Linked DNA regions of Homo sapiens: region 1 is linked to region 2. Evidence: chromatin loops called from intact Hi-C (ENCODE). Cell type or tissue: breast epithelium. All regions are shown on one strand. Links, peaks and the distances in the headings refer to the core of each region. The heading gives the core; the rest is flanking DNA.

Region 1 (5,392 bases), core at 257-5,256, 830 kb before region 2:
TGATGACTAAAAGGGATTTCACGAAACTCAACATCACTTTCATAGAACTCTTAGCCAAGTAAAAATATATTGATACCTCCTTAACATACGGAAATATAAAACGTTTTAAAAGCCAGCATCATCCCCCCCCCTCCTGTAACTAGTCTATTTGGTATCCACTGGTTACATTTGTGCCTGTTTTTCTACATCCTTTCCATGACCTCATGGTCCAGCTTACCTCTCTCTTGAAACCTCCCTTCTGGCACTGGTTTCATCCACTGTTGTCCTCAATTATTGCTGTTATCTTTGGTCCTTAGGCATACTATATGGGCTGCTCAATGATGTTATATGACAACTTTGTATAGATATCTCCTTGGTTAGGTTATAAACTCTTACAATTCAGAGGTTATTTTTAATACCTTTTTATGCTTCCAGAGATATGCAGGAGAAAGTTAGTATAAATATTTCTATGGCTGATTCATTGAAGTGTCTGTTAAACTTGGAAAAATCCTTAAGGAATTTTTGTGCTGTAAGAATGTGGCTTGTTTTTGTTTACTAAATGTTTTTAAGTGACTGTGCAGCTGTGATTTTGAATATTTCATTTTCTAAATTTAACGAAACTCAGATACAGTTTGACACTTAATTTTAAAAGTAATTACTATGTACTAATTTTGAAAATGAAAAAGAAACACACATGGTATAGTCATTTAGGTGGTACTTTTGGGAGTCTAGAGTAGCTCCTAAATATCAGAAAATGCTGAAATAGAGAAAAAAAATACAGTACTTTGAAGAGAAGAAAGAATAGGGTGGTGGTATGAGCAAATTTAGAGAGGGAATTTAATAGGGTACCTGTTTTGTGGTGGGGTTTTTTTGGTTTGTTTTGTTTTTGTTTGTTTGTTTTTGAGTGAGGAAACTAAAATGTGGCTTTCTAAGCTTCTCTTACTTGCATATATCTTCCATTGGTACTTGGAAAATATAAACATTTCCAGATCCTTTGGTGTTTTTTATGGTCACTACTTACTTTATCAATAAAGGCATTAATTACTGTCAGTTATCACATATCAGACCATTCTATTTTAGATCCTTTGGTCTTTTTCTCTTTAAGAATGTTTCACACATCATGCATCAACATGAGTAAGCAATGTAATTGTCGGTTTTCTTTGCATTCTCTGTGCTGTGCAAGCCACCGGCTATAAATAAGATGATGATCCCCCATGCCCATGCACAAATGAAAAGTCACAGTGATAAAACTACAAACAAACCATTATAGTACAAAATAATAACTGCTTAAATGGACCTACGTACAAAGTACTGTCAGAGTATGAGGAGGCACTCAGAGCTCAATATGAGTGGTTCAGGAAGGGCTTCACAGTAACCCTGAATTAAAACATGAAGATGTTTGCTAAGTAGGTGATCAGAGGAGTGATAGAGGGAACTTGTATCATTGCTTGGGATCGTGTCTTGTCTTATGTTTTTTCATATTAAGTATACTGCTGCAAATTACATCTTGCCGTCAATTTATTAATGTTGAAAAAATACGTATTGAGCACCTAGAGTAGAGAACTTTCCTAGAAACTGTAGATATAACAGTGAACTTGATAGACAAAGGCCATGCCCTCATGGAGCTTAGATTGTAGTTTGGGGAGACAGAAAATAAATACTACTGTTAATATTTTGATGACAGTAAAATAGGGTAATAGAATAAGGTATGATTTGGGATGTAGAAGAGGCACTACTCTAGTTACTTTCTATACATAAACTCATTTAATCCTTAAAATCACCTTGTGAAGTACGTTGTATTGTATTTTACCTGTTTTACACGTGAGGAATCTCAGGCATAGGAAGGTTCTTGCCCCTTAGCTAGTAAGTAATGTAGCTAGGACACTAACTCAAGCAGTCTTATTCCAGCATCACAGCCACTGCAGGAAACGGATCTGGAGTAGGCATTTGTTGAACAGACCCTTAGTGTCCAAATGTTTTAAGGGTTAACTTTTGCCATATAATCTTGGAATTTTAAATGTGTAATTCTCACCTTTCCCAACAATTTATGATGGTCTCAATATCTAATTACTGATAATACTGCCTTCTGTATGTTTTTGTCATCAGATGATGTTTTAGTATTGGGTTGTGCCCTAGTTGTCAGATAGGAGTACAAAGCGACTTAGCACATGATTTATAAATCTGTAACTACACTATGGAAACAACTTGTATGATTTTGTCTTTTATGTAACAAATTTTTAATTAGGTAACAATTTGTATAATTTTGACATCAAAGGGCAAGGCTATTTAAATTTGTAAATATAAACTAAGTTAGGTTTTACAGAAACTAACTTAATGTTGAGGCTTGTAATATAGAAGACAGATGAAAAATATGCTAAAAATAAACTTGGAACTAAGCTCCTGGCAAGGTAAACAAGTGTGAAATAAGTCCACAGTCCCTTGTCTGCAAAGCAGAAATCCATCATGCTCTGAAAACTGAAAATTTAAAAATAAAGGTAGCAAAACCTAACCCAAACTAACATAAAACAGTCATCTTTATTATTTATCTGAATATTCATATATTTTGCTGGAGAAACACTAATGTGTGATATACTGGAAGTGCTCTGTAATAAATAGTATATGCACTCTGTTACCTTTCTACAATTCAAAATATTCTGAATTTAGGAACACAGCTGTCTCCAAGAGCATGGAACTAAATCCAGAGACCTTAGAGTTTTACAACTGTCACCCACTCATAAAAAACTGAACACACTTTGAAATGTCAGAGTAGTCTAAGCTTTATCTTAAGTCTCTGAGTACATGCATATTAAATACTTTAAAACATACATATATAGATGAGTACCTAAAGTTTATTAACCTAATTATAGGCTATTATAACCATATAATACAATGATAGTTTGGAGCTTTTATATTACTTTTCTTCAGTGATTAAAATACAGCTCATGCTAATAGACTTATTCTTTAAATGAGTGTAGAGAACCTCAACCACATTTTTTTTAATTGTCCCAGTATTTCCATGGGAAATTAACACCACAAAATTAATTTTAATCTGCTGATATATAGTATGCATACTCTCTGTGTGTGTTGCTACTGTTACAAAGATGAATAAGACAGCACACCTTTCCCTTAAGGAATCCACAAATGCCTTCATGTCTCTGAGAGACTTGTCTCATCATCCACATTTCATGGTCACATATCAAAATTAGATGAACATGGCTTAATTAATTTATTCAACAAATAAGCATCTGCTAATAGCCAGGCCCAGTTCTAGGCACTTGGGATACATTAGTGAACAAAACAGGAAAAAAAGTCCTTTCAACATTTTAGCGGTCCTGAGAAGTCCTCCAAGGCAAGAGGCAGTTTGTGCCAACATACAGTGTGTCATCAGACTCCTTTATTAAATTATACACTTTTCATTTCTAAATCATTTGGTGATAATTTGTATTATAGTTTTTTCATATGTATACATAACTACATACATGTACATACAATTTACCTGATTTGATAGAATTAAGTTAGTGGCCTTATTGAAATGTATAATCTGCCGGTTTTCAAATACTGTTAGATAGTATCTATTACAAGCAAAATATTATTTTGATGCTCTGAAATGATAAATAGGATTCCATTTAACTCCCTTTTTAAATATTTTTGTGAAACAACTTTCTTTTGGTGTTTTTAATAATTCTATCAGGCACAGCTTAGTGATTTCTTTCTGAATTATTCCTGGATCAGAATTAGACTTCTTGTCTTTTTCCATGCCACTATGGAAGGTTGCAGAAACTAGCATGTATCTCACATATAAATTAGTTATATAATGGTAGATAAAATTTATGGTAGATATATTTGTGTTATATTTTGGTATAAATAACAGTAGATATAATTTAAGATTTTTAAAGATGATATTAATTTTACTATAGAAATAATAGTGGAAAGGCCCAGCATTTTTGGTAAAGTTGATGACATTCTAAATGTTAGCAGTTTCAATTCAGTTATTTCCTTTCACAAGTACCTGCTGATGCAGCACGTCTCTTTATTTGTATATATAGTGTTTTACTCCTAAAATATGAAGGGTAAAATTATTAAAGTAGGGTTTTTTTAAGTCAATATCTTAGATTAATAAAGTTTTCTTTTGTGACTTTGATAGTGTCTTGTGTTTATATATTTATAAACTTCATTGCAATTTAGGAATGGGGGAAGCAGTGAGTCTTTCTCAAATATTAATACTGTTTTTGTAATTCTGTTTTTCTATACTGAATATTTTTCAGAGCTATCGAACCATAAAATAGCAGGCTTTTCTTCTTAGGAGAGCCATCATTTCTCAAACGTACATCTTACTACATTGGCATTATTTGCATATTTGTTTTTCTTTGAGAGAGAGAATAGTTGAAAGTGGCCATTGAAAGTAGCACCTCCAAGTGTAGATAATGCTAAAAACATTGCAGTGATCCACTATACATGTAATATTTTGATATAATTAACTTGAAACATTAATTTTATAGTGGAATTCCATGTTTGCATTCATTAGGAATTTACTCACAACTAAATCAAGACTTTTAATTTGAACTTTCTTCCTCAAGTAAAGGTAGCACTCCCCACCCCATACATAAAAGAGACAGAAAAGGTTAAATATTTATCCCAAAAGCACATGGCTAATTAGCCATTTGTTTATGATTATTTTGTGGTATCCTCATATAATGATGGGAAAATCTGTTTTGAGGATTTGAGAAAATTTATGGTAATGTTGAATGGGATTTTCTTAAATTTCTTCTCCTTTGCTAGTCTTGAACATGAAAATTGAAACTTATGAGCTATTTAATTACATTTTTATGTGTGGGTGATTTCATATAGTTCACTTGGGAACAATTTCAGCTTAAACAGCTTTTCAATAATCCATAGAAATCTCTGCGTTATCACTTTAGATTTTAAAATGTCACTGTTGCTACTAATATGAACATGTAGGGGCAGTATAGTACTGTTTTTGTAAATCTTGTCTGAATTTGTGAGTTTTAAAAATCTGTGTTACTGTTAGAAGTTTGTTCTTCTCTAAGATAACATAACTATATCTTGCTTTTTTAAAGGATGGTTGGTACTGCTTCATTAAGTTGGAACTATTCTTTCAGTTCATGTTCTTACATGTGTTATACAAAATCTCTTATATTATGAAAGCTCTTGGCCCTGATTTATATTTGAAGTCAAGGAATATGTTTAGTTAAAAGGAAAAATGCATTTTTATTGTCTGACAATAAAAATGAGAATAAATGGATTCATAAAAACCGGAAAATACCAAGATCAGTGCAGTTTTGCCCTTACTCTGTGTCATCCTTTCAAAATGAATGTTTATGATAATTTTTACAGTCTTAATTTTTCAATATGACAAGTGAACAAAACTGAGATTACCGAACAGTCTTATTTT
Region 2 (5,392 bases), core at 92-5,091:
GAGAGGTTGCCTTCCTGAGGTAAGTGGCTGAACCAGCATTTGATCTCAAGCAAATCTGCTCCCCCATGCTCTTAACCATGGTGCCATGCTGTAGGGAGCGGAAAACAAGCTTATTTCCCCCAGGGAAGACAACTGACTTTTGAGGAGCAGGAACTGCCACTGACAGAGTTCATGGAACCGAGTAATGACAGCCAGGCAAGGGAGTCAGGGGCCAGTTCATGAGGCAACTGGGAGCTCATAAAGAATTCTGAGCATAGTTATTGTAGGACAAAAGAGGGATGTAAGGAAATGAGTCTGGCAGATAAACATGGGATAAGTTGGCATGAGGCAAACGAGGCTGTTGAGAGAGAGAGAGAATACTGCAGGTAAAGCAGGTAGTACAGTGATGAGGGACTAAGCCAGGTGATAGCAAAGAGAATATAGAGTGGGACAAATCAAAACAACTTTGAAGGGAAAATTAAGAGAGCTTACAAATACTTAATACTGGGAATAAAAAAAAGCAGGGGATGTGGAGGGGACAAGTCACATTCCACCAAGGGCTGGACAAAAAAAGTTTCCATGTATTTTGATTTCCTTAAATGTTGTTTTGTGCAATTACTTATTTTTAAAGCATTGTTTAAAAACCTAACCAAGAGCAGCACAAAACAGAGCACCACACACACAACACTGTGTTGTAGAAAAAACTGGGTTCTCGTCACACAACCAGGAAAAGTTAGCCACACACACACTTTGAAGGGTGAAGGGGAACAGAATTTACTGGGCAAAAAAGAAAAAAAAGAAAACCTCTCAACAAAGTGAGAGAGGTTCCTCTTAACAGGAAAGGAGAGGCCAGGCTCCTCCCCACTGCAAATGGTGTGAACTTCCCAAGGCTCCAACCCATCCTCCCAGTGCACAGGCCAGTCAGAGATTCTCCAGGGACCCCTTTTTACTTGGCTGTCTCAATTGTACTCTGCATAAGCAATGCTTGATGACCGAAAAGGCGTACTGTAGTAAGTGACAAAAGTGTAATTAGCAAGGAATCATGGAGCATGAACATCTATTGTGTAAAGGAGCAACTATTTACAAAATCAAGATAAAAGAACCCACTAATGGCTACTACCGACAGAGCCCAGGTCTGATAACATCTCCCAGCATAAAGGCACACTGATTTACCCCTTGTTTTAAAGAAGCAGCCAGAGCTTGCCAACAAAAATATGTGATTGATCTAATTAGCTCACTGAACTGAGGAAAACAGTGTGCCAAAATCATGTGTACTCACAGATTACTCCTTCCAGGACAAAGCAGTGTTGCATAAAAGCCTATCCTTCAACTTAAACGTCACACTCATTAAAAGGGACGAAACCCAGCAGTACTTGGCATGCAGGAGCTTAATGAATATTATTGGATGTTGATGACACAGACATGAGTCTCAAAAGAATGAGCTCTCGTGATGGAAAAGAGAAAGAAACATAAAGGACTGTAAAAATGTATATGCAGTGGCTAAACTCCAATTACCAGCTCAGGCCAGGCAATTTTACTCCATTATGCCTGCATTAACATTCCCACTCTCAACTTAATGCTTTATTAACCTAACTGATAATGTCCCTCTTCACTCAGGGTTATTAGCAAATACAAGTCTGTTGAGACTGGCAAACCAGTTCATTCATTCAACAAATATTCCTGGGTACTTACCATCACAGGTAATAAACAATGATCTCTAGTCTTTTTGTTACTAATGCAAGAGAGGGTCTAAAAACTAGTGTAGCATATCTTAAAAAAAGTCCTTAATGGGAAGAGATGAACACCCTAGAGAAAAGTAACAACACTAGCTTCATCAAGTAGTCTGCTGATGACTCACTGGTTAGCTTTAGGAGGTACGTACATACTCAAAAAGCACGAGGATATTATTCTACTGTGTCTCACTCATGGACTGGAGCCAAAGTCAAGATAAGGAAAATTTTTATGTAGTTGTTTATCCAAGTTGTCTTGTCTGTTCTACCTTCAACATCACTGCCTCGGGGGAACATTGGACCAGGAAGCCATAGAAGCTCATGCTCCTGGAGCCCTGAGAAGTCTGGGAATAACCTAAGCAGCAAAGCAGCTGCCTGACTCAGGAGAGCAAAACACACCCAGAAAATACAATGGGAGCAGAACAAAGATTTGGCCATATAAGCTGACTGTTAATATTTTTTATTTTCTAAACTTATTTTTACCACTAGGATTTTATATAAGAAACTCTTTATCAGTTCATGTCTGAAGTAAGGATAGTTTATTATACCCAATTTTACTGCTGTAGAGTATTCTGAACACCTTTGAGCTTAAAAATGAATCACTTTATATTGAATAAGCACCACTTAATGAGAAATTTTTCACAGGAAGATAAAATGTCGATTTTACCATTTTATGAAATGTATACTTACTTATATTTAAGTATTTGAAAAGCTAAAACTAGGTAGAACTAAGGTATAAAGTGAAAGGATCAAACTTAAAAAAATATATGAGGTATTTCTGGATAGTCCGCTTTTGAAAGCACTGTTTTCTGTAAAAAGAGATCCTCTTCCCAAGTTGGCTGCAGGCTAGTCTTGGTCAACTACTCTATTTTATTAGCAATATAGCTCTGTGGGATGGAACTACAGAAACTCTATTGCAACTGGGATGATGGTTTGTAGATTAAGAGAAAATACCATTTAAGGTACATAATCATTTTAAAAAATGACACATATGTTCCTATCTTAAATATTTAATCATGAAACTTAAAAAAGCAAATTTATTTGCCAGCATTTTCACATAGGCCAAGGCTATTTCTTTAAGTACAGGTCTGCTGATTGAAGGTCAAAGTTGTCTTTCTTGCATAAACCTAACTTCCCATTTAGGTTACTTGAAGTTGAGAAGAACCTCAGTATGAATCAATTCAGTGCAGAATCCTTCCATATTTTAAACATCTTTGCCAATCATTTAGAGTTCTCTCTTCCACATCCAATTTGACACCAATATCTTATGGCAAGTTGCCTTTAGTCTTTCCAATTAATTCAACTTCATCAAAATAAACAATTTCCTTTTCACACACATATTTCATCAGTATACTTGTTATTTAATGAAACTATGTAATTACTGTAACAATGCACACAACTCAGCAGTGGGAGGAAATGTTTGGAACCTTGAGCACACATGGGAAATAGCCTACCAGACAGGGCACTCAGCAGGGAGTGGGCATGAGAGTCAATGTACTTTCCAGAGAGAATGGAAAGCACTGGTAAACCAGGGAACCACATAGATTGGTTAAGAGAACGTCCACTGTATTTTTTTTTTTTTTTTTTTTTTTTAGACAGAGTCTCCCTCTGCCACCCAGGCTGGAGTGCAATGGTGAGATCTCAGCTCACTGCAACCTCCGCCTCCCAGTTTCAAGCTATTCTCCCGCCCCAGCCTTCCTAATAGCTGGGATTAGAGGCACCCACCATCATGCCCGGCTAATTTTTTATTTTCACCACGTTGGCCAGGCTAGTCTTGAACTCCTGACCTCAGATGATCCACCTGCCTCAGCCTCCCAAAGCGCTGGGATTACAGGTGTGAGCCACTGTGCCTGGCCACGTCTACTGTACTATAAAAAGAAGTCAGTTGTATTCTCAAAAGCTAGTCTCTAACTTAAAACAGTAACTTTAATCATGGTTATTCTTGCTTAAAAAAGTATCAGTTAAGTCTCTCAGAGAGGGAATATCTGTGGCTTTCTGCCACATCCTTTGGGGGAGAAGTGCTACAGAGTCATCGTTTTTGAAAAAGGAAGCATATACTGCTATCTATATAGCCTAAGGTTATCCCCAGAGTTTAATTTGCAATATTTACACTGGACAATAATCCCTAATAGAACGGCTGGTAGAAAAAATACTGGCCTTGAGCAGCACACTTACAAGAAAATTGACAAAGAGATTTGCAAATTTATATTCTCCCTCCCAACCTCACCTAAAGACACTGCTCCATACCTATGTAAAACTATTACAAATTGGCAGCCAGAATACTGAATCCAGCCCACAGATTTATGTTTTATTTTCATCTGGAGACCTTTGAATATAACATTCATGCTCTAGTTTGTCATAGAACTCATCACATTCTATGGTCTCACATCCGCCTGACCCCAGTGTGCATGCCACTGAGCCAGCTAGATACACAGTTCCGCCATAACTTGACTCTGTATAGAAAGTTTGGTTAGTTTCTGGCAACACCAGAAGTGTTCTTAGAGAGGAGGTATGCGCTTTTGCAGAAGTACCCAACCACATCTCTAAAGAAAGACTAGAGAGCTCACTTACCATGGAGAAATAGTAATGGCTCAAGGTAACTATTCAAAAACTTTAGCATTCCTAAGAACCATGTGGGAATCTTTCTGAAATGCAATTCCTAGGGCCCTATCCCTTCAGATTCTGATTTGGAAGGTCTGGGAATGGAAATCCAGGAATCTGCATTTTAAAAAGTACTTCAGGTGACAGGACAGATGCAAGAGGTGAAATAATAAAAATGTTAACAACTATGAGCAGTTACCAGGCCCTATACCAAGCACTTTACATGTAACAACTTAATCCTGGAACAACGCTATAAAATGGGTACTATTATTATTATCCTCATTCTACAACTGAAGAAATTGATGAAAGGAGAGATTAAGAAACATGCCTGTGCTTATACAACTAGTAAGGGGAAGAGCCAGGATGAAAAACCAGGCCATGAGGTTAAAGAGTTCACCCTCAACCATCTCCTTATACTCCACTACTACTATGGTCTAAGGGAACGTTCTCAACATGAAATACAAACCCCTCAAAGTTTGCTGCTTCTGACTCAGTTAAAGTCATTTATCCCTTACCCATGAATCCCCACTGTCACATTCACCACCATCCTTCCTGGTCAGGATGAAGAGTTCTTTTACATGTTACAATTACAGAAATTGTGGAAGAATTGGCAAAAGAGGCTATGACTGGGATGAATGCCAAGACTCAGATGCCCCTATTCTGAAGCAGGATTGCAACATTTCAGAAAAGCTCTGACAGCCTGAAATAAAAGAGAGCTGTACCATTCTCCAGCTAAAGATATGAAAAAGGAAAAAACAATAGTCTAGTTGTTAACAAAACAAAGGATATTCCAACCCAATTTCTAACACAGTTACCTCAAGCTGCAAAATTATGACCAATGTTAGAGGGTCTCTAAGGGATGAGTCAAAAGTCCATACCAGCTAGGAAAAGAGTTCTTAGACTTGACACCACAAGCACAATCTGTAAAAGAAAAAACTGATGAATTGAACATCATCAAAACTTAAAACTTTTGCTCTATGAAAGCCCATGTGAAGAAGATGAAAAGGTAAACTACAGACTGGCAAAAATATCTGCAAACCACATACTTGAAAAAGGACTAGTGTCTAAAATATTAAACTCTC

Evidence for each region. Peaks named below come from ENCODE experiments on the same cell type or tissue, not always from the same donor. Only the 100,000 strongest peaks of a DNase experiment are listed, where the experiment ranks them.
Region 1: it touches region 2 in a loop (28-fold over the local background); 4 of 110 quality-filtered maps call a loop at or near these places.

What each region holds. Positions count from the first base shown.
Region 1 is chr4:152,369,627-152,375,018 of GRCh38, reverse strand. All of the region lies in intron 4 of FBXW7 (F-box and WD repeat domain containing 7), which reads left to right. Among named protein-coding and RNA genes, the nearest start is that of FBXW7-AS1, 35 kb to the right of the region's middle. In breast epithelium, for the core only: no CTCF peak of the experiment used is centred there; no DNase peak of the experiment used is centred there.
Region 2 is chr4:151,537,473-151,542,864 of GRCh38, reverse strand. All of the region lies in intron 3 of FHIP1A (FHF complex subunit HOOK interacting protein 1A), which reads right to left. Among named protein-coding and RNA genes, the nearest start is that of FHIP1A, 130 kb to the right of the region's middle. In breast epithelium, for the core only: no CTCF peak of the experiment used is centred there; DNase peaks (open chromatin) are centred at 1,334 and 2,004; H3K27ac peaks cover 928 bases.